Regions from separate parts of the Homo sapiens genome. Here regions 2 and 3 are each linked to region 1. Evidence: chromatin loops called from intact Hi-C (ENCODE). Cell type or tissue: ascending aorta. All regions are shown on one strand.

What was found. Hi-C counts contacts between places; a loop is a spot of excess contacts. Peaks named below come from ENCODE experiments on the same cell type or tissue, not always from the same donor. Only the 100,000 strongest peaks of a DNase experiment are listed, where the experiment ranks them.
Region 2: it touches region 1 in a loop (5-fold over the local background); 2 of 110 quality-filtered maps call a loop at or near these places.
Region 3: a loop joins it to region 1, with 3 times the contacts of the local background. A loop is called at or near these places in 30 of 110 quality-filtered maps.

Annotation. Positions count from the first base shown.
Region 1 is chr9:99,820,659-99,828,658 of GRCh38, forward strand. NR4A3 (nuclear receptor subfamily 4 group A member 3) reads left to right here and starts at 1,227. Exons shown (of 8, transcript NM_006981.4): 1 at 1,227-1,749; 2 at 5,001-5,174; 3 at 7,383-8,000. The coding sequence starts at 7,385. RefSeq lists silencers at 1,321-1,370, 3,993-4,042 and an enhancer at 1,945-2,457. In ascending aorta, CTCF peaks have their summits at 1,160 and 4,072; DNase peaks (open chromatin) are centred at 313, 1,143, 2,023, 3,543 and 4 weaker places; H3K4me3 peaks cover 5,180 bases; H3K27ac peaks cover 3,445 bases; H3K27me3 peaks cover 660 bases.
Region 2 is chr9:98,986,420-98,994,419 of GRCh38, forward strand. It overlaps COL15A1 (collagen type XV alpha 1 chain), which reads left to right. Exons shown (of 42, transcript NM_001855.5): 4 at 875-949; 5 at 2,759-2,839. Among named protein-coding and RNA genes, the nearest start is that of COL15A1-AS1, 46 kb to the left of the region's middle. In ascending aorta, a CTCF peak has its summit at 3,059 (motif pointing right); DNase peaks (open chromatin) are centred at 1,012, 3,392 and 7,375; H3K27ac peaks cover 2,295 bases.
Region 3 is chr9:99,263,658-99,271,657 of GRCh38, forward strand. No RefSeq gene overlaps it. Among named protein-coding and RNA genes, the nearest start is that of SEC61B, 45 kb to the left of the region's middle. In ascending aorta, a CTCF peak has its summit at 3,067; a DNase peak (open chromatin) is centred at 3,074.

The DNA.
Region 1 (8,000 bases):
ATTTTCTCCTGTCCAAAAATTCATTTCTGAAAGAGACTGCGTTCACTCAGCAGCAACCTTTGGGACTAGGGGTCTTTAACTCTGATAAATTTTGTTTTCATCAAGAAATTTACACTTAAATTTATCATTTCCAGGAAGAAATTGCTCTCCTTCATACAGTCACCCAGGCTTTCGGCACACCATTTCATGACAAATGTGTCCGAGGAGACCAAAGCAAATCCCCTAGCGAGGGACTGACTAATAAGTCCTGTTGATTGATTTCGAAATGTTTAATTTGGGAGATGTGGGCGGAGGGCATCTACAACCATCAAAAAGTGAAAGTGCTAGTTGAGAGTTCCATTTCTGACCCGGTGCCGGGGAGGAGGAATGATTTGCAATAGTCAGACCCGCTCAGCTGTTCAACACGTGTGTGTTTGTTTTACACACAGAGTAGTTTCTGCTGCAGCGCGCGTGTGCATGATGGATGTGCACTTCGCTGGGTTATAACGTGTCCAGTTAAGAAACCCACGCCGTACGTGTAAAGAAATCAAACCTTATCCCCGGAACCATCTGCATCCCTGTGTGAAACACGCACCCAGTAAATGATGCGGGGAGGGGGGATTAGCCTGGGCGCAGAGGACCGGAGCAACGTAAACAGCTTTAGAACCTATGCAAGAGGAAAGTGCAGCTGCACCTCAGGGCGTCTTCGGGCTGGTGCCAGACGCCTTCTGCACCGGCTGCCAGGTCACTGGAGCTGGTCAGAAGCTGGCTGGCGGAGCCTTCCCTTTCGGAAGAGCTGTCCTCTCCCTTACCCCCCTCGCCCTGGCTCCGTGCCTCGGGGCAGCCTCGGAGGCGCGCCAGCAGCACTCCTCCAACTCTACTCCACCCGAGCCTGACAGCTGGGCGGTCCCGCCTGACCCGTGGGCAGGCCGCTGCACCCTCCCGCAGACGCACGCCCTGGCGAGCGGTTCCGCTGCAAAAAGAGAAGCCCCCAGGCCGGGGCCGGCCGTGCGGCGGAGTTTCCATTGTGCGGCCGTGCGACTGGCCGAGGAACGCGCGCGCGCGCGCGCGCACACGAACACACACACCCTCCCTCGCACACGCGGAACCGGCTGGGCCAGGGGAGGGAGGAGGAGGGTGACGTAGCGTCCCATGGCGTCACATTGACGTCTCGCATTCCAGGCACTCTATGGAGAGGCCGCTAGGGCTCCTGTGGCATAAATGACGTGCCGAGAGAGCGAGCGAACGCGCAGCCGGGAGAGCGGAGTCTCCTGCCTCCCGCCCCCCACCCCTCCAGCTCCTGCTCCTCCTCCGCTCCCCATACACAGACGCGCTCACACCCGCTCCCTCACTCGCACACACAGACACAAGCGCGCACACAGGCTCCGCACACACACTTCGCTCTCCCGCGCGCTCACACCCCTCTTGCCCTGAGCCCTTGCCGGTGCAGCGCGGCGCCGCAGCTGGACGCCCCTCCCGGGCTCACTTTGCAACGCTGACGGTGCCGGCAGTGGCCGTGGAGGTGGGAACAGCGGCGGCATCCTCCCCCCTGGTCACAGCCCAAGCCAGGACGCCCGCGGAACCTCTCGGCTGTGCTCTCCCATGAGTCGGGATCGCAGCATCCCCCACCAGCCGCTCACCGCCTCCGGGAGCCGCTGGGCTTGTACACCGCAGCCCTTCCGGGACAGCAGCTGTGACTCCCCCCCAGTGCAGATTTCGGGACAGCTCTCTAGAAACTCGCTCTAAAGACGGAACCGCCACAGCACTCAAGTACGTATGAGATTCGCCCAGTTAATAAGGGGACTTGCTAAAAAAGTTGGCTTGCTGGGAAGCGTCGCTCCTGAAATTGACAACTTTGAGTGTGGGGTTCCCTCCCCTGACCTTGCCGCCCGGCTCCGGCTTTGCTAGCCCAGCGGCCCGTAGGTTCTGATCTGAAACTTTTCCCCTGTAGTGGGCCCGCGGGGATCTCTGGAGCTCGTGGGATTCCTCCCCCCACTCGAAGAGGCGAAAAGCCTCTAACAAAGAGGAGGACCGGGATTTGTGCTATAGCGGCTCCAGCGATGTAATTCAGGGTATTTCGGCTCTAGTTGTCATGGTAATGATGCTCTCGGCGGCGGCGGCGGCGGCGGCAGCGGCAGCGGCAGGGAGTTGCAGCTCCGGTGATGAACGGCAGTAATTTTCCTGCCTTTTAAGTAGGATTGAAAATAGGAGCTCTGGTGGGTCCAAGTAAATGTTGCTAATGGTGGCACCGAGCTGGTTCTCTGGAAGGAAGCTTAGGAGGGAAGGGCCTAGGCAGCGACGGCCAGAGTTTGCAGACGCACTCGGAGGACCTCAGGAAAGAGGGCGTAATTGTAGGAATGTGGCTTATTGTATTGAAATGAGCCTGGGGTTCCACTAGGCACGTCTGCCTGTCGTCGCTGACATGCCGGTTTACACTTTTCCCTTAGGAGGTAAATCGGGTGTAATTGGCGACTCCCGCACACTGACACGTGTGGGGACGGTGTCCCTCTCCTCTGGACGTTGGCTCGGTGTGGGAAAGGCATGCTTTTTCACGGACAGAACTCGCGCTTTTGGAGAAGTTGCTCCGAGTGTTTTACTCTTAGTAGAAATGAAAGTTCTCGGTGGTGAGACGAGAGCGGTCATGCGAGCGCAGCCTGCGGAGACTGACTTCCAAAGGCACCTCTCCAACCTGTTGGAAGCCTCGGGGCAGTGGTGAGGAAGAACGCATTTGTCCCTTGATTTCCAAAAACGTTCTTGGAGATTGCCTTTTATTTATTTATGCGTCCGGATTCTCCAGAGGGAAGAGCTGCGAGGAGTTAGTAATCAGAAATGTCGGGCTGTGATCCCAGGGCCTTGTGGTGCTGGGAGAGAAGAACAGGGAGCCGTCATTCCATCGCGAGTCCAGTGCCGGATCTCCTTTTCCCACGACCGGGAAATATTTTATAGAATCAAGTTAGGGAAAGAAAAAGCTGCCTAACGTGGCTGATGGGCACAATGAATGAAGTTACTTTATTCGAGTTATTTTCGCTGAACAAGATGCTCGCAGAGTTAGTATCAAAGCCTCCTTAGGCCACAGCAACCTCCACGTCCGCTCCGCCCCCCACCCCCCGGCACCCATCCACCCCTTTGCCTGGGACCGTGCGCTCACAGAAATTCTTCCCCGCGGTTTGTCTAGTCTCCCTCGGTCTTTCTGAGAATCTCAGTCTTTCCCTTTCTGTCAGTCTCTCCCTCGCTCCTCTTGCCCCCGCCCAACCTCCGCCCCCGCTCCCCAGGGTTGGAAACTCCGCAGAGGAGCCCCGGTCACAATGGTGCGTTTCACGGTTTCCTCCACACACTTCACCACCGGGAGGGGAACACGGGGGTGTTCCTTTCGTCTGCCCACGAGAAAGAAAGGGGCTTTGACAGAGGTAGTTATTTCTTCCTAATTTACAACCCCAAGGCTCTGTGCTCCCGGCCCCGGCGGCCGCAAGCAGGAGCGGCGGAACGTGTTTCCAGGCACTGAGGCTTTGCCTAGGTAACCGGCCGCTTGTGGGGTGGAGAGAGCGGCGGGGCGCTGGGCTGGGCTGGAGGAAAGGCTGTGTGGGTCCCTCCCGCGAACGCTGGGCGCTCGAGGGGAACTCCTTCGTTGGGGAGAGGCGGTCCCCGCCCACCCGAGTTCTGAGGCCTCCTCTCAGAGAACGACTCCGCTTGAAAGGCCCTCAGGGAATGCGGGACGGGAATGCGGGCACCCACTGAAGGGGCGGGTGGGGGATTGCTGGAGACCCCCATTGAAGATGCGGGGAGACGGGAAGCACGTGCTACAGCCGTGGGAAGATCCGCTTCTACCCGCGCTACATCGAGCGCAAGCTTTCCGTCCGAGCAGCTCCAGCTGGGGCTGGGGGTGGCAAGGGAATCCCCCATTTCCTGGTCGTCGAGGGTTTCCTGGACCTGGGAGCCCCGAGTCCCTTTCTCTCTTCCTGCAGGCAAGCCCCGGGCTCAGGGGCGCCAGGAGATGACCCTCGTGGCCCCGCGCACCTCGGAGGTTTTTGGTTTGGTTTGATTTGGGGTTTTTCGGTCCCTGTTCCCACTCTTCGAGCTGCGCCCACCCCGGGCAAAGGGGGCGCTATAGGCCGGAGTTTGGGCACCCAGTTCCTTCCCTGAGGCCTGCTGAGCTGCGCTTTCAGCTACAAAGTTTCGCTGAGGCTGTGGGCTGAGACGCTGGTCCCGGAGCTGCGCTCGGCGCCCTCAGGAATGTGCCCCCGCTAGGCCGCTGGGTGGCCAGGAGCCTCCAAGCCGCCCACCCTCGAAGACACCGCCCTCTGGGTGCAGGGGACCTGCCTCCGCTCGTCCCATCAGCCGCTAACGCCGTCCGCTTCGTCCCCTTGCTTCCAGCGCCAGCCTTCTCATCGCTGTGCCCTTTTGTTTGCTTGACCCCTGGCCCTCGAAACTCGCGGCTAATAGAAGCGAAGCTCCATTAGCATTTAGAATGAAAAGCGCAGACTTTCTTAATTCCTCGGGGCATTCATGCATTCGTTCCGGACCTTGTGCATTTCCTATGCAACGTGTAAAATTTGTATTTGAGGGGTGGGGGCGGGCGGAGCTGGAAAATGGCTTTTTTCCGCTGGTGAACACTCACTGACCCCCCGTATTCGGGCGGAGCTCGTTCCTCAAGTGTTCTGCTTTCTTTGGTTTTCCTGACTTCGTAAGCTCGGAATCAATTGTGGGGGCAGAGAGATCAATTTCTGGGCAATAACAGGCTGCGCGTTTTTTTTTTAGCCTCGGTTTTGGTGCCACAAAACGGTGGTAGGCGCAGTGGGTTCCAACAACCTTTCCTCGGCTTCCCCGAGGCCGTGTGATGCTTCTTGCCCAGGGGGACTCCTGTACCATTAATCACCCTTAATTTTACGATAATTCTTTGTAATTAATGTAACATTTCTAGAGGTTGCCAACCAATTCCCCCAGTCCCCAATGCGCCCAGCCCGGGCCGTAGTGACCCATCCTGGTCTCACTGTGACCTATGTCCTCTTTCACCTTGCCTGTAGAGCCCACTGCGGAAGAGGGCAGCCCGGCAAGCCCGGGCCCTGAGCCTGGACCCTTAGCGGTGCCGGGCAGCACTGCCGGCGCTTCGCCTCGCCGGACGTCCGCTCCTCCTACACTCTCAGCCTCCGCTGGAGAGACCCCCAGCCCCACCATTCAGCGCGCAAGATACCCTCCAGGTAGGTCCGAAGGCAAGACCCTTTTCTCCTCCCTGGCTGAGGGAAGTGGGTGGGGGAACCACACACTCGGCGGGCAGCGTGGTCGACCTGCCCAGTGCCAGGACAGTGACTGCTGGCCGCGAATTTCACAACACAGGTGGCTTCCTCACAGGAAGCTCCTCTGTATACCACACCCTGTTGCTACTGAGTGGAGCAGCCAAATTAAATTAAGCTTGCATTGCTCAAAATTAATTTTCCTAAGAGAAATACAAATACACCAATAGATTAGGGTATTTTATACATTTTTAATTTCATTTTTGCTCTTCTTTTATAGCCAGTGTGCACATGTAAGAGTTATGGAATCACTTAGAGCAATACTGAGCATTTTCATTTATATAAAACCCAAATCATTTGGGTGCAGAAGTTTGGATGATTGAAGCTCAGAGGGAAGGAGAAAAGCATTTGAGATGAAAACCAAAGAGTAAATTTGAGTTTGGCAAAAGAACAGATTGCACTTTTGGTTTGTACCACCTCTTTACAAATTTGTTAAAGGAATACTAGGTGCCAAGCCTGTGTGGGCACCATAGATAATGCAGATAAATAGAATACAATCCCAGCAAGCTCATCTTCTAGCTAGAAACCTCAGAAAGACACAAATAAGAGCAGTAAAAAGGGATTGGCCGGAAAGAATGACAGAAAAGAGTAATGGAGAAATCCTAGAGGTGCTGAAGGGAGAAGGAGAATAGATCAAAGATCAGGCAGTGTTCTTTCTTTTAAATGATTAGCCTTTCATTTCATCCCAACAACTGGACAGCAAGATAAGTAACTGGACTTCAAACTAGTGAGTGTATTTTTAAGGCCCTGCTTGTTAAAGAAAGGCTTGAACTGGCCTCTCCTCATCACTGCTTCTTCCAACAGGCCCTCATCACCTTTTTTCAAGTCAAGATTTCATCCCATACATGCATGACTCAATCAGATTTGGAAATGTGGGTAAGAGAAAGATGTCAAAGGAAATGTGAAGTATTCACTTCTCTATTAGTCACACCTTTTACACCATAGACTCCAAAGAGGCGTTAAGCACCTGGTTTTCCTTTGGCTCAGAAAAACCAACCACCAAAAACCGCCGTTTTTTACCATTTATATTTAGCCATAAAGAAAGAAAAATAATTAGATAAATCATCCACTACATCCAATAATTCTCAGCGCCTTCTCACTCAGTTCAGCCTCTCTGAACAATAGTAAGCACCCTGGATACCAGCCACTTTGGGGGCAACATAGTCAAACTGGCAGAGAAATCAAGTCTATTGAGAAACTGCTTTTTTTCATGGGTACTAATTCTAGTGTCATAAGGAAATACCTATACTAACTTGCCTATTATGATAGTTATAAACTGTTATCACAAAACAGTCACTGATATGTTTTATTAGTTAGAATTGGGATATATATATGTGTGTGTGTGTGTGTGTGTGTGTGTGTGTGTATATATATATATATGGGTGGGTGTTTTGTTGCAGCTGCTGATCTTTTTCTTTGCAGATGGTACAAACTCTCCCGAGTCAATTTCCTGGGCCTATGTCCCCACCTAGCTGACTGAAGTTATCAACAGGGGTCCAGTTTGTGCAGGCTGCTAGCCCTATTGGAAGAGTGGGGATGAGGTGGGAGAAAGCAACCACAACGTGTGTGGGCAACCTCAATTGGCACTCATAAAATGTTAGAATGTCAACTCTCTCCCTTGGCCACTAAATCTCTCACAGGGTAGTTTTTCTTGCCTAACTCAGGTTTACAAATCAATGTGTATGCCTTGGGGGACCAATGGCCTCTTTCCTCCCAAATAAACCACTGGCTTTCTCTTTGTCCCCCTAGGTTATAGCTGAGGAGCCCACTCCAATTAGTTTATAGGATTCAAAGCCTCTTTTTAAAAACATCTCTGAGCTTATGAGGAAAGACTTCAAGTTTCCCAAATCTAGTGGAGGACAGGGCAAGGGAGGAAAGATAGGTACAGGAGTCCACAGGAGGCCAGGTTTTGGCACCCCTTTGTCAGGAATTCAGCTTCCTTACTAGGGATGAAGAAAATAAGTGTGGGGCTTTGTGTCTATGCTACCAGAAGGAGGAGAGGATGACACTTCCTCTCTGTTTCCCAGATTAGAGAACAGTGAACCCAATGCTGCCTGTTGGCTAGAAAACAAGTGTTAACTTGCTTCTGAGAGACCCTTTTCTCTGTCCCTGCAGATATGCCCTGCGTCCAAGCCCAATATAGCCCTTCCCCTCCAGGTTCCAGTTATGCGGCGCAGACATACAGCTCGGAATACACCACGGAGATCATGAACCCCGACTACACCAAGCTGACCATGGACCTTGGCAGCACTGAGATCACGGCTACAGCCACCACGTCCCTGCCCAGCATCAGTACCTTCGTGGAGGGCTACTCGAGCAACTACGAACTCAAGCCTTCCTGCGTGTACCAAATGCAGCGGCCCTTGATCAAAGTGGAGGAGGGGCGGGCGCCCAGCTACCATCACCATCACCACCACCACCACCACCACCACCACCATCACCAGCAGCAGCATCAGCAGCCATCCATTCCTCCAGCCTCCAGCCCGGAGGACGAGGTGCTGCCCAGCACCTCCATGTACTTCAAGCAGTCCCCACCGTCCACCCCCACCACGCCGGCCTTCCCCCCGCAGGCGGGGGCGTTATGGGACGAGGCACTGCCCTCGGCGCCCGGCTGCATCGCACCCGGCCCGCTGCTGGACCCGCCGATGAAGGCGGTCCCCACGGTGGCCGGCGCGCGCTTCCCGCTCTTCCACTTCAAGCCCTCGCCGCCGCATCCCCCCGCGCCCAGCCCGG
Region 2 (8,000 bases), 830 kb before region 1:
AAAGCACTTTGTACGTTTTAAGATTTTATATAAAAGAGCAAGGTTTGTTATAGCCCTAAATGGTTTGATCTTTGGATATGGGTGACAATTGCACGTAAGTAATTTCTGAAAAGGTGGGATACACTAGAATACCAGAGTGAGAGGTAGCTTTTCCCGCCTTCTAGGCAATGTGCACTTAAAAAAAATTTAAACTGACTTTACTATCAAAATGGGCTTTTATGAATAAGGCATTCTAAAGATCACTAAGTTATTGTAGTTACTCATTTAGTCAGCACACGTATTTACTGATGTCTCGTTGGTGAACAGGACAGCACCACGGGGTGGAGTTTGGGTTTATCTGGAGTAGAGTGAAAGACATTGGAGAATGTTAAGAAGTTAAAACACAAAGGGCAATTTTTAAATGCTCACTTTAGGAGCCTCATGGAGAGGAAGCTGTCAGGTGTGGGGAGAGGGGAGGAGAGTGGAGGCAGGGAGGCTGTGGTAGCCCTTCTTGGGACGAGGCCTTCAAACTCAGAAGCATTGAGCTGCAGGGGAAAGAGCTTTCTGGGAGAGGGAGATGTGCGTTTCAGGGCCTGCCGCTGACAAGCTGGGGACCTGGAGACAGGAGGCTGCTGTGGTGTGCACACTTGAACACAATGCTCCCCAAGGGCCTCTCTGGCCCAGGGGTCAGTATGATACTGGCCCAAGGAGAGTCCCCCCATAACTGAGAGTGGGCCAAGAGGTGGCCTGGCTTCGTGGTTGAGACTGCAGGCTGTACATCCTCATTCCCACGCTTTTACCTGTTCGTCTCCATTGCCAAAACAATCATGTCTTCCACTGGCAGTCATGCTGTGTACGTGCAAACCGTGGCTTCTGATCCGTCTCTTTTCCCCAGGGCTCCCTCCAGCAGCTCACCGTGCACCCCGACCCCAGGACTCCCGAGGAGCTGTGTGACCCTGAAGAGTCCTCGGTGAGCTCCCCTACTATCCCACAGTGGGCCCTGCAACCCCAGCAGCCGCAGCCTGGGGAGGGCTGGATGCCCAGACAGTGGCGTGGAGTTTCTGAAACCTCTCATTTTGGCAACTGCTGCCTCAAGTCCTATTTTGGGCTTTTGGCGTGATTTCACTTTTTAAAGAGCATCAGCCATCTCTGGTGTGGGGAGCTGTGTTTCTTATAAGGTGTCAGGATCTTCCATGGCTGTGGCCGTCAATGGCCTGCTTTCCCGCCTTCTTGCCAAGAAATGGTGTCAAGATTCTAAAATCAAAGTTAAAACTGAGATATTCTGGGAGTAAATTCCTATAAAAAACGATCCTCAACTTAGCTTTTATGCTTGGCAAATGAGTTCGTTCCTAAGCTGGGGATGGAGTGGTGGGCAGGAAAAAAAAGATGACTCCTTCTTCCCTCCCTCTAAGGATTGACTGAGCACCTGCTGGGTGCCAGCCCTGGGTAGGTGCTGGAGATAAAGGAATAACTGGGAACTGTTTAATAAGCTGCTCATATGCACTTCCATACCCAAATACAGTGGCAGAGCTGAGTGTGATGGGAAAAGGGGGAGATCCTCAAACCCAAACTCAACGTTGTCAGGTGGGAGCAGGAGAGGAAAGAGGAGGAACTTGAAGCCAGTTAGGGAGCAGGTGATGCCTGACCAATGACAAGGGTGAGGCCTCCCAGGGAGAAGGGGTCCAGGATGCAGTCAGAGGTGAGCAGAAGGTAGCGCATTCCTGCAATTCCTGTTGCCTTTTGGGTGGCATCAACGTCACAACAGAACATAAATTGATTTTGTTAACTTTGTAAAAAACAAAATGCTGTCGATTTCGTTGGAAAGCCCCTGAGAGGTGGAATTTGGGCCTGTGAGAATGCCTGTGTTCCATGAGCCAGTGGTCCCAGCCTGACAGTCATGTGATGCTGATCAGTGTAGTCACGCGTTAGTCTCTGCATTGCCATTAATACTGAAAAAGTAGAAACAACCCAAGGGTCCAAGAACAAGGGATTGGTTACAAAATCACAGCACTCGGGCTCCTTGTCTGCCTTTAGGAGGCTAATTAGAAAGATTAGGTAATGCCAGGAAGTCATGCTTCGGCTGTAATTGTTCCCAGCGCAAGATTCCAATGACAGCCTCACAAAGGTTGGGAGAGTGGTGGGGACCTGGATCGAATGAAAGTAGATATGTTAGAGAGAGTGAGAAATCATTGTGTATTCTGTTAGAGCAATAAAATGTGGAAAGAAATAAAATGAACAACCAGGCTGGGCGCAGTAGCTCACGCCTGTAATCCCAGCACTTTGGGAGGCCGAGGTGGGTGGATCACTTGCGGTCAGGAGTTGGAGACCAGCCTGGCCAACATGGTGAAACCCCATCTCTACAAAAAATACAAAAATTAGCCCGGCGTGGTGGCGTGTGCTTGTAATCCCAGCTACTCGTGAGGCTGCGGCAGGAGAATCGTTTGAACCCAGGAGGCAGAGTTTGCAGTGAGCTGAGATCGCACCACTGCACTCCAGCATGGGTGACAGAGTAAGAGAGAACCTGTCTCAAAAAAATAAAAAAATAAAAATAAATAAATAAAACAAATAACCAACCATGCACACTGCACACACGCTGTCTCCTTAACCCCACTCCGTCTCTCATAGACACACACACACACACACACACACACACACACACACACACACGGTTTCCCTGTAGGAGAGTCGGTTTGTCAGTTTCTGTAACTTTCCCAGTCATCCAACTCTTATGGGCCCTGCCCGCTCTGCCCGGTGTGTGGCACAGTTTGTCTCCACACAGGCATCTGGAGAGACCAGTGGGCTGCAGGAGGCAGACGGAGTAGCTGAGATCTTAGAAGCCGTCACCTACACTCAAGCCTCGGTGAGTACTGGGATGCTGTGCCATGTGATCTTGCTCAGCTTTTAGCAGGCTGAGAATTACTAGAGGGGGCCCAGAGTCCTGGGTCTGACCTCTTTGTTTCCAGACCTGTGAGCTTAATCGTTGACTCATCTGGGGGGGTCAGGAAAATAATGGCCAATGGGCACTTTGCAAAATCCCCTGGTGAACCGCAACACCAGCTTCCTCAGTGCCACCCTGTGTGTGGCCATCAGAGGGCTGTCAAGGGCAAACGCTGTGCTGTATTGCTTTGGAGCCTTGGGTAAAAAGCCTGTGGCCTTAGGTAACTTACTCAACCATTCTGAACCTCAACTCCTCTTCCAAGAATGGTGATTCTAATAGCCCTATCTCATAGGGTTGTTTCCAGGGTTAGATGATGAAGTGCAGGGACAAGCCTCAGCCCAGCATCTGGCATGAGGGAAATGGCCCTGAACGATGGCTCTTGTTATATTTGCTCAGTGCTCCAGCTGTGAAAGCACAGTCAGGACCCCAGTCTTGTGAGTCACAGAGTCCTCCAGGGAGCTCACTTCTGACGCATGGGAAAGGCAATCCTAACTTCCAGTGGCCTGGACCTCCTCCCTCCTGGGAATGCTCCCTGTGGCTGAGACATGGAAGTGGTTTTGAAAGCACTGAGTCAGACTGTGGGGACACCCAGGAGCCTGTTTTTAATGAAAACAGCAAGCAGCAGCAGAGTCACTAAATACAGCAGAGCTTCAGCCGTCTCCTTGCCTGGTCAGGCTACTTTGTAAACGTATCTCTAATAGAAGAAATCAGGGAGATGGAAATTAGGCAGTGGCTGGAGATTACAGACCTTGGGCAGCAGGGCTGTGCATGCAGCAGAGCTGTGGATGCAGCAGAATAGAACTAGACTCTGTTAGCACTGGAAGGACCCAAAGTCCTGTACATCTCTTTCTGTACAGAGGTGTACGGAAAACTGCCCTTTGTGTACAAACTGAGCAAACCAAGGCCCAGATAGGGGAAGACACTGACTGAAGGGTGTATGGGCCGGACTGGGGTAACAGCATGAGTCTCCTGATGCCCATCCATGGGGTCATGGCCTGAGTGGTATTGCAAAAGTCCATCCCAAGGATGGCGGCCAACTCTTGGCCAGTTGGGATGAATGAAGTCAAGGGTCCAAGTTGCCTGCCTACCTGGTGATTGGGGAGGGCAACTGCTTTGGGTGGTGTGGCTATCCTGTGTGCCCATCAGCCCTTGGCCATCCCACAGGCATGTCCCAACCTGGGGCAGTAGGACACAGAGTGGCCTTCACATCTGATGCTGCCCTGTGCACCAGTTCACAATTCACAGCGAAGCCAACTCAGGCAAAGGTGCCAACAGCCCAAGGTTGCCCTTAGAGAGGGACAGGAAAGGAGAGTGGAGTTTGAGCCTGAGATGATCACAGGGGACAGAAGTAGGGCAGAGAAGCTTGGGAGGGGGCACCAGAGCTGGGCAGCTTTGGACAGAGATAGAGAAGTGGGAGGGGAAGGAAGAGAACTGGCATTTCTTGATACCACTGTGTACCTGGTGCTATTGTGTCTGGAATTGGTGGGTTCTTGGTCTCACCGACTTCAAGAATGAAACCACGGACCCTCGCGGTGAGTGTTACAGTTCTTAAAGGTAGTGTGTCTGGAGTTTGTTCCTTCTGATATTTGGATGTGTTCAGAGTTTCTTCCTTCTGGTGGGTTCCTGGTCTCGCTGTCTTCAAGAGTAAAGCTGCAGACCTTCGCGGTGAGTGTTACAACTCTTAGGGCAGTGCCTCTGGAGTTGTTTGTTCCTCCCGGTGGGTTCATGGTCTTGCTGGCCTCAGGAGTGAAGCTGCAGACCCACCCCATGAGTGTTACAGCTCATAAAGTCAGTGCGGACCCAAAGACACTAACAGCGATATTTATTGCAAAGAGCAAAAGAACAAAGCTTCCACAATGGGAAAAGGACCTCACCAAGTTGCCGCTGCTCACTCAGGCAGCCTGCTTTTGTTCCCTTATCTGACCCCCCCCCACATCCTGCTGATTGGCCCATTTTACAGAGAGCTAATTGGTCCACTTTACAGAGAGCTGATTGGTCCGTTTTACAGAGAGCTGATTGGTCCATTTTGACAGGGTGCTCATTGGTGCGTTTACAATCCCTGAGCTAGACACAGAGTGCTGATTGGTGCATTTACAATCCTCTAGCTAGACACAAAAGTTCTCCAAGTCCCCACTAGATTAGCTAGACACAGAGCACTGATTGGTGCATTTACAAACCTTGAGCTAGATACAGAGTGCTGATTGGTGCATTTATAATCCTCTAGCTAGACATAAAAGTTCTCCAAGTCCCCACTAGATTAGCTAGACACAGAGCACTAATTGGTGCGTTTACAAACCTTGAGCTAGATACAGAGTGCCGATTGATGCATTTACAATCCTCTAGCTAGACATAAAAGTTCTCCAAGTCCCCACTAGATTAGCTAGACACAGAGAACTAATTGGTGCGTTTACAAACCTTGAGCTAGACACAGAGTGTTGATTGGTGTGTTTACAAACCTTGAGCTAGACACAGAGTGTTGATTGGTGTGTTTACAAACCTTGAGCTAGACACAAGAGTGCTGATTGGTGTATTTACAATCCTTTAGCTAGACATAAAAGTTCTCCAAGTCCCCACTAGATTAGCTAGACACAGAGCACTGATTGGTGCATTTACAAACCTTGAGCTAGACACAGGGTGCTGATTGGTGTGTTTACAATCCTTTAGCTAGACATAAAAGTTCTCCAAGTCCCCACCCAACTCAGGAGTCCAGCTGGCTTCGCCTAGTGGATCCCGCACGAGGGCAGCAGGTGGAGCGGCCTGCCAGTCCCACGCTGCCTCCTCAGCCCTTGGATGGTCGATGGGAACAGCCGCCGCAGAGCAGGGGGCGGTCCCCGTCAGGGAGGCTTGGGCCATGTGGGAGCCCACTGCCAGGGGGCTCGGGCATGGCAGGCTGCAGGTCCCAAGCCCTGCCCTGCGGGAAGGCGGCTGAGGCCCAGTGAGAATTCGAGAGCAGTGCGGGCCGGTCGGCAGTGCTGGGGGACCCGGCACACCCTCTGCAGCTGCTGGCCTGGGTGCTAAGCCCCTCACTGCCCAGGGTCGGTGGCACCGGCTGGCCGCTTAGAGTGCGGGGCCCGCCGAGCCCACGCCTACTTGGAACTCTCACTGGCCCGCAAGCGCTGCACGCAGCCCTGGTTCCTGCCCACACGTCTCTCTCCACACCTCCCCACAAGCAGAGGGAGCCGGCTTCAGCCTCTGCCAACCCAGAGAGGGGCTCCCACAGTGCAGTGGTGGGCTGAAGGGCTCCTCAGGTGTGGCCAGAGTGGACGCCAAGGCCGAGGAGGCACTGAGGGCGAGCGAGGGCCGCCAGCACGTTGTCAATTCTCGCTATTGTATGCATGATTTCACTTTTGTTTCTTGCCACCCTGCAAGGTAGGTGGCATCAGCCCCATTGTGCAGATTCAAAAATGAATGCCCAGGAGGTGGGGTGCCTCTTCCAGGGTCACAGGGTAGTGAAGTCAGGACTCAAGCCAGGCCTCACTCCCCAGGCTTGGACCCTCCCCAGGACCATGGCACTGCAGGCACTGGGGCAGATGTGGGGCACGTGTCAGCCAAGGGGGGCTATGAAATCAATCCCCAGACTATCTGGAAAAGTGAAAAAGAAAAAGTTGTTGGTGATTTGATGGACTTGGTGGCCTCTGGGGAACCTCTAACACTTTCTTTCCATGCTTCCCCAACCCAACTTTTCTCAGTGGTTTTATGGGAACTGGTGCATATCAGAGTTCCACCAAGCGTGAATCCCAGCTCTGCCACTTACTAGCTCTTGACCTTGAGCAAGTGACTTAAGCTCTCCAAGGCTCAGTTTCCTCCTTGGTTACAATAGAGTGGACCTGCCTCATAGGGTCAGTGTGAAAATTAGACAAATTGCCCTGTGCAAAATGCTTGGACAGTGCCTGTTGTTGCTACTGTTGACCAGTGGGTTTGTTGTGAGGATTAAGGGAGGTGATGTGATGTGTCAGAGAGCAGCTCAGTGCTGGACTCAGCACCGGGCATAGTACAGATGCCTCGTTCCTCTTGGGGCCTCCTGGTTGGCCAGTGGCTTGGGCTGACAGGCATGCCAAACCCCTGTGGCTGCCTTCAGTTATTAAGGGGATTGCCCTGGGCTGTGCCTCGAGGCCTGATGGTCCTGACCTTAACCTGTCTGTTCCTGATCATCAGAATGCCTTCCCTGTGCACCCGTCTGTCTGCACCACAGTTCACGCTCTTCCACATGCTTCCATTTCCTTTAGTCTCATTTGCAGGGAGGTGTTTGGGGTCTCTTCTACATAGGAGGGCACTGAGGCCATGGAGATGGTTGCTGGAGGCACCCAGCCTGGAGGTGGCAGAGCCAGGTCTCCAGCTCAGGGTCCAGAGTGCACTCAGTCATGCCACCCCTGAGCTGGGGACTTCCCCCTTTTAACATCTCCTGGAAGGGCTTTATGGCATTTTCCGGCAGCCACCCTCTAGGACGGGGAATTTCCCTCTTCAGCTCAGACAGTCCCCGCCCGCCCCTTGTCTGTCTAACTTCTTTCTTGGAATGAATCTCACTTCCCCATCCTCAGCCTTTCCAGCCTGCCACCCTTTGAGACATGAGCCGTCGCCAGTGAACTGAATTGCAGACTTTCTGAGTGGTCAGGGACTACAAAGTCTGCCCCTCCTTGCCTTCTTCCCCATTTAGGATTGGGGTCCTTGCTATCCAATTCTTTGCATTTTCAGAAAGTTCTATGCTGTTGGAATTAACATCCCTGTGGTTCTCAGCCCTGGCTGTGCATCAGGGTCATTTGTGTGTAAGTGTGTGTTGGGGGTGGGGGTGGCATGGGGGGTTGGGGAGGCACTGTGTTGGGGGGATTGGTCTTTAAAAGCAGATTCTTGCCTGGGCTGTAGACCTGGATGTTCAGCTTCAGTAGATCTGGAGTGAAAGATCCTAGAATCTGTATTGACAAAAAGCTCTGCAGGTGATTCTGGTCCTCAGCCAGGGCCTCTTTCCCAACCACACCCAGATGCTCACAGTTCTCTGGACAGACCGAGCACTTTCTCCCCTCCATGGCGCCTTAGTTCCTGCGGTTCTGTTTGCCTGGAGGGCCCCTCCCAGCTCCCATTTCTGCCT
Region 3 (8,000 bases), 560 kb before region 1:
TTCACATACCATACAATTCACCTATTTAAAATGTACAATTAAATGGTTTTTAGTATATTCACAGAATTGTACAACCATCACCATGCTCAATTATAGAACATTTTCATCATCCCCAAAAGAAACCCTTTAACATCAACACCTTTTTCCATCAACACCTTCACCATCCCCAAAAGAAACCCTTTTCCATCAACACCTAATCCCGTTGTCTCCCTGCTGGCCCTAGGATACTTTCTGTCTCTATAGATTTCCCTATTCTGGACCTTTCATATAAATGGAATCATACAGTATGCATTTTAGGTAACTGTCTTCTTTCATTTGGAACAGTTCCAAGGTTCATCCATGGTAGCATGTATTGATACTTCACTCCCTCCTATTACTGAATGCTGAGTAATATTTTATTGTATAGATATAACACATTTCATTTATCCATTTGTCAGTTGATGGACAGTAGTTTGTTTCTACATTTTGGCTATTATGAGTGAAACTGCTATAAGCATTGGTGTATCGGTCTTTTATGTGGAGGTATGTTTTCAATTCTCTTGGTAATATACCTAGGAGTGCAACTACTGGATGATTAATTACTTCTCTGATCTTACATCCTGCCCCACCCCCTCCACACTCCCTGTGCTCCAGTCACAGGGGGCGCCACCTACTTGTACTTCCAATTCTTCAGCCCATGCTTTTGGAACTCTGCAGTTTTGCCCACACTACTTTTTCCCCTGAGATGTTATTCCCTTCCATCATTTGGGGTGCAAGTCTTTTGTGTTACTAAAGGCCCAGCTTAGATGTCATTTTCTCTGCAAAACCTTCCTCCAGTGCTTCCTCTTGTGAAAGCCATACAATCCCATGTGCCTCTTTCACAACACTAGGCATTTTCTACCTTGGATTGCAGTTATTTTCTACTCAGGTCTTATTGCCTCTTCTAGACTATAACCTTCTTAGCTCTATCTGCTTTTTAGATTTACTTTTTGTTTTTGAGATGGAGTTTCACTCTTGTTGCCCAGGCCAGAGTGCAGTGGCACGATCTCGGCTCACTGCAACCTCTGCCTCCTGGGTTCAAGCGATTCTCCTGCCTCAGCCTCCAGAGTAGCTGGGATTACAGGCGCCTGCAACCACACCCGGCTAATTTTTTGTATTTTTAGTAGAGACAGGGTTTCACCATGTTGGCCAGGCTGGTCTGGAACTCCTGACCTCAGGTGATCCGCCCGCCTCAGCCTCCCAAAGTGCTGGGATTACAGGCATGAGCCACCGTGCCCGGCTCTAGATTTACTTTTATATTCCAAGTGCTTTGCACATAGCAGACCCTGTATAAATGTTTGAATAGTGAGCATTTTGTGTGCTTTGTTATTGAATTATTTTAAGACAGTAGGTACCTCTACGCTCTAATGGCTCTCAGGGTTGTGACAGCCGTGCACGTCTTCTCAGAATGAAAGCACATTTTCTGGGCAGCATTTGAGGGTAAGCTGAGCTGCCTTCTCTTCCTTTAGCCCATTTCCCTGGTCTCTAGCCTGACACGAGCATCTCAGACTCTTCCTCATGCTTCCAGCTAAAATCTAACAAATTACTCTGAAATACAAGGTTATGTGTTATGGATCCTGACTTCTTCGAGCATTGCTTATGACTGAAATTTATAAACAGACAGCCGTCTTCCTGGATGACCTAACAAATCATATTCCCCTAGAATATGAGCTCAATGAGATGTTTAGAGCTCAATTAGATGTTTAAAGCATCAGATAGTGCCATGGACTAGGTGACTTCCTGCCCTATGCAAGGTAGGAGGTGGCCTTGACAAATGGTCATCTGGTCTTAGACTGAACATTTCCAATAACAAATAAATACCTTCCTCCCAAGGCCCCTTGATGAGTGCGCAAGGTTTCCTTTACATTGGACCGAAATCTTCCATCCTGCAGCTCTCAGCCATCGTGCCCAGCTTGGCACTTGGGGCACCTCAGTCCACCTCTACTCCCTCGTTCCAGCACAGCCCTTCAAGTTTTGAAAATAGGACTGGGGCTTCTGTGTTTGTTCTTATGCAACCAGAAAGGCCCCAGTTCTCAACACTTAATAAGAAATAGTAAAAATTATAAATAAAAAATCAATAATCATACTTCTGAGTAAAAAAATAAAACCAAAATAGTACAATAAAAAAGTGACAATATTAAAATTATGGTCTTTAATATCTCATTATCAAGCATTTAGCATGTGCTGGGCATTGTGCCAAGCCCTTAATGTGAATTCACTCTTTCCACTCTCACAACAACTGTACGAGGTAAGGGCTGTCATCTTTCCCATTTGACTGATAAGGAAATGGACACTCGGAAAGAATAAGTAACTTGATGAAAGTTACATAGCTACTGGTGGAGCTACTGAGTGCAGGTGTGTCTTCTTCTTGAGTTCAAGGTCTCAATTCTATGCACACAGCCTCACTAGTGGTCCCTGCCATGTGAATGTGGCCCTTCCCAGGGAGCTGGATGGAGGTGGCTGGCCTTGCATTTCCATGGTTCAGTGGGAGGCACATGGGAACGAGAGTCAGGAGTCATGGGTTCCAATGTGGACACTCCTAGCCTAGGATATAAATCTGCACAAAGCCCCCTTCTTGCTCAAATCTCAGTAATGTAATTCTTAAAATGACTAGGCTAAATTGTCAAGTTGCTCTCGGCTGTGATTTGGACATTCCAGTCTTCCCTGAATGCGCTACACCCTTTCACAACTCTGGGCCTTTGAGCTTCCAGTCTTATTGCCTGGAAGTTTCTTCCATCTTCTACTACTGTACTCATCTTTAATAATGACTCATCTTTGAAGAGCTGATTTGAATAGCACATTCTCTATGTAACCTTCCCTGAACTCCAGGTAAGGTCAGCCTTGCCCCTCCGTGTTTCCTGCACACTTGCACAGGTCTCTGCTCTAGAGTCTGTGATTGTCTCCCGAGATGGACCGTGAACTTCTCAAGGGCAGAGACTTGTTTGTTCACCACAGTGACCTTAGCACGGTGCTAGCCACGTGGGTCCTTGTTTTTTCAAGGACTCTTGGACTGCCAGTTGTTATGACGCCGTTCAGCCTCACGCCTGCTAGATGGCGCTGCAGCCCACCAGAATGGAGCCCGCTGGTCTGCAAAACCACAGGTGCCTCCAGCGGGGGCTTCAGACCGCACTGGGAGGTATTTGGCCAGGAGCCCTGGAAAAGCAAAAGTTTTCGTTTTCTCCTTATCGTCTCAGTTTTGACTGCTGCTACTGAACAATGTATCTTTCGATTCCTTGAGGCCTAGGGAGGTGGAGGTCTCTCCCTTCTTTCCTCTGCCTCCTAGCAGGAGAATTTAGGCTACTCCTTTCCTGTTTGGACTGTTCCAGGTTGATTTATTGTCCAATGTTCTACCTGCTGATTTTTGTCACGTGTCACCCTCACCTACTCCTCTGAAAAAAAGAGGAAAGATACAATTCAGCACTTCATGGCAATATTGCTGACCAAGTGAACTCCTGCCATCTCTATTCCCTTTTACTATTGGCTAACATCTGCTTTGTTTCATTTTTCTGCATCTTCTTTCACTCTTTTCAGCATCTCACAGCAGCCCACACGTCTTTCTTCTAGCAGAAGGAAAGCATTATGGTATAGTGGTTAAGGGCACTGGGGCTGCTCTGACTGGATTTGAATCTTGTCTTTGCTACTTATTGGTTCTAGGACTTTGGGCAAATTTCTTAACCTCTCGGTGACTCAGTTTCCTCATTTGTAAAAGGGAAATAATAATAGTACCTACGTAAAAGCGTTGTCACGAAGATTCAATAAGTTCTTGGTGCTTTACCTTAAAAAGGGTCAATAAACACTAAGTACTACAAATGCTTATTATAGAACATACAATTGGAATTCATTAATTTGTGTTCAATGTACCCCTTATGTTAAGTTGTGAGCCCTAAGAGGTTCACGTTGGGTCTGTCTTGTTCATTGTTGTATCCTTAGCCCCCACAAGAGTGCCGGGAGTATGATAGAGGCTTCGTTAAAATTTTTGGAAGAACCAAAGTCTGTTCTGTTTCTCCTGTATAATAAAAATGAAACAAAATTATGATATATATTGTTTACCCATTTAAATGGTCTAGGATTTAAAATTAATAATACCTAATGTTGCCTGGGGCATAAAATGGATGCTTTCATTTATCGCTGGTCTATTATAAAATGGTAGAATTTTTTTGGAAGGCAATTCGACAATATGTGGAAAGATCCTGAAAAAAGTGACTCAGTAAATCAACTGTTAATCAATCGTTCTTTCTTTCTTTCTTTCTTTCTTTTTTTTGAGACAGAATCTTGCTCTATAGCCCAGGCTGGAGGGCAATGGCCAGATCTTGGCTCACTGCAACTCCATCTCCCAGGTTCTAGTGATTCTCCCACCTCAGCCTCCCGAGTATCTGGGATTACAGGCACCTGCCATCATGCCCAGCTAATTTTTGTATTTTTAATACAGACAGGGTTTCACCATGTTGGCCAGGCTGGTCTCGAACTCTTGATCTCAGGTGATCCACCCGCCTCGGCCTCCCAAAGTGCTGGGATTACAGGTGTGAGCCACTGCGCCCGGCAATTTGTTTTTATCTGAGTGCTCAGACATGCATAAAATTTTAAGTACAAGGGTGTTAATCACAGCAGTATTTATTCTATTAAAAATCACCAAGAATTGAAGAGAAACACTGAAATACTTTAATAAATGATGACATGCCCATGTGATGGACTATTATGCAGCCATTAAGTGATCTCTTCTGTGGAATAATTAATGACATGGGAAAACATTCCTGATACAAGCTTAAGTGACAAAATTAACAAAACTGGGTATACAGAATGGGCACATTGCTTAACTTCTCTAGTCTCAATTTCCTTATCTGTAAAATTAAGGTAATAATACTGCCTATCTCATGGCATTGTTACAAGGTTTAAAAAGTATTTTAAAAGGTTTAAATAATTTTATTAGTTCTGGGCATGTGAATAAGATCTCAACACTTATTAGCTACTGTCATAAAATACATATCAGGAAAACAAGACTGGAAGGAAATATAGCAGAGTGTTAATGGTGGTTAATCTCAGACGGTGGGATTACAGGGGTTTTAATTTTTCTTTTTATAAAGCAAAGTATGTGTAAAGCAGCTAATATAGTGCTAGACAATAGTGGGTGCTCAATAAATGTTAGCTAGCATGATTCTATTTTTCCTTTCTCTCTCCCTTTTTTTTGACACAAGGTCTCGCTTTGTCACCCAGGCTGGAGTGCAGTGGTGCAGTCATGGCTCACTGCAGCCTTAACTTCCTAGGCTCAAATTATCTTTTTTCCTTAGCCTTCTGAGTAGTTGGGATGGTAGGCATGTGCCACCATGCCTGGTTACTTTTTAATTTTTATTTTCTGTAGAGACAGGGTATCTCTATGTTTTCCAGGCTGGTCTCAAACTCCTGGGCTGAAGTGATCCTCCTGCCTTGGCCTCCCAAAGTGCTGGGATTACAGGTGTGAGCCACCATGCCTGGCTTCTCTCTTTAATTTTTAATAATGAACATATATATGTTTTAAAGCTATTTAATATAGCAATTATGTTAGTTTTTTGAATTTTTTAACTAATTAAAACCCCCCAACATAACATGTAGTCTATGCCAGGCTTCGTGACAACCATTCAAGGCTTATCTGGCAAGGTAGACTGACTGTGGGCCTTTCCCCTTCAGCTGGGAGCCCAGTATAACCAATTCAGTTCTGTTTGCATCATCTTCTTTTTAAGATTCCCCCAAATATTCCTTCCCTATGGCGAATCCTAAGTCATTTTTTAAAATAACATGTTCCTTTTATGACTCAGTAGTTTTCTCTGTTGGCCTTTCTTCCTCAGGCTTTCCTTTTTCACAACAAATTCCATGACTATCTTAACTGCTTTCCCCCGATTTTATCCCACACCGCACTCTCCTTTCCCATCCAAAACAAATAACAATTCATCTCTCCCCTGCAAATGAAGTCAAGATTGTTGATAAACATCATTTTTACCTCTTTTAAGTCCAAATAAAAATTAAGTGTATGAGTAAGTTGGGATTACAAATCAGAGAGGAAAGAATGACTAATCTGATGAAAGATATTGGGAAATTTGACCAACTATTTTGGGGAGAAAAAAAATTGAGATTCCTATGGCATACTATGCAACAAAATAAATTCCAGACACATTTAAAAATCATATCTAGGAAAACATGAAGAAAATATTGGTGAGTATCTCATCTCAGGGTAGGGAAAACCTTTTTAAGGACTTATGATATACAACGGTATATGTGTCTAAATAAACATAAAATCTCCTCTAAATAAAGTACAAAAAAGGGAAAACAAAAATATTTGCAAGACTTATGACAAAGACAGATATCCTTAAGATAGAAAAAGTCTTTACAAATCAATAAGAAAATTTGAGTACGTCATTAAAAAATGAGCAAAGATAAGCAAAGTTAAAAGATAAGTGATGGAGCATGAGAAGATTTTTATAGCACAGAAAACAGATTAAGCATTAATAAAGCACCACTGATATAAAAGTTTCCTCTAAATCAATATGAAGAGATGAATAACCCAAAAGAAAAATCAATAGAGGTTGTGAACAGGCAAGTCACTGAAGAATAAATAAAAATGGCCAACAAATATATAAAATATGCTTAACTTCATCAATGGCCAGGGAAATACAATTCTTTTTTTTAAAATCTACTTTCCACTTAACAAATTGGCAAAAATTAAAATGTCAAAAATAACCAGAGTGTTGGTGGATATGAAGGAAGCAGGAGCCGTCTTTTTCTCATTGGTGAGGATATATAAATTGGTAAGGTCTTTTGGAAGGCAATTTGGCAGTACATTTAAAAAATATTTATCCCCTTTGGCTCTACAATTCTGCTTCCAAAATATAGTCTCAGAAATACTCATACACATGCACAGAGATGTATGCACTAGGTGCTTGTTTTGAAAAACTGAGGGAAAAGGTATTCGCATTTGCTAGAGAACACTGACAGACGTGCACAAATGTGTGCATAAGAATTTTCACTGTGGTTTTGGAAGGACTTGAAACTATCTCAGATGTCCAGTAAGAGCAGATTACTTAAATGAATTATGTGCACCCACTTAATGAAATACCAGGCAGCTTGTAAAGTGAATGAGGTTGATTTGCATGCACAGAAGGGAAAGATGTTCGTAACAATAAAAATTAATGATGTTCATAATCATTACTTTAAAAAGCAACTTGCAGGACTTTAGGTGAGGTCCAAACCCATTTGTGTAAACAAAAATACAACTCCTGCAATCAAACTGTGTGCCTCTGCTGTGGTTGGCTAGGGTGGGCAGAAGCCCTGCTGGTGCGCTGTGTCTTGACAGCATCCTCTGCTTTTAAAAAAATCACAGTTGGGAGAGCTCTTGTCTAGGTAAACATTCTTTCTCTCTTTTGTCTGCTGGGTGGATTTGGGACTTCTTAGCCTTGTTAAGATGATTTCAGGTAGGACACTACCCGATTATCAAATTCTGAAGGTTTCTTCTTAGAAAACGATGGGATGGCCACTGTCTCTGTGAGCATTAAAAGGGACAAACCAGTAGAAGTTCCCAGACTTGTCTTGGCTCAGTAGTAGGAATTCTTTTTTCAACAATTACAGTGGATCATAAGTAGGCTAGGCAGGAGGGTCCTCTGGATCAGAAGGAAGGGGGAAGAACAACTGAAGATGAGACCGTGAGATCTGTTTGACGGCCCTGTCTCTCAAGGTCTTCTCCCTCATGTGAACTTGAAAACTGCTTCTTTGAGCTTCTACCTTAGCTTCCTATTTCTGCCCTTAGGGTCAGGCCCTTCTTCCTAAAGATAATCCTTTAGAAATTCAAATATAGTGTCCTGTCCTCTCCTGCGTCAGCCTCATAAGTTAGGAACCCCATGTCACTTCAGGGGTTCAAATAGAGGCTTCAGTGCCATTGTTTACAGAAGCTGATGTGGAGACCTCCCCATGGGTGAGAAACTCAACTGGGTGACCCCACTAACCCATGGTCTCTTAGA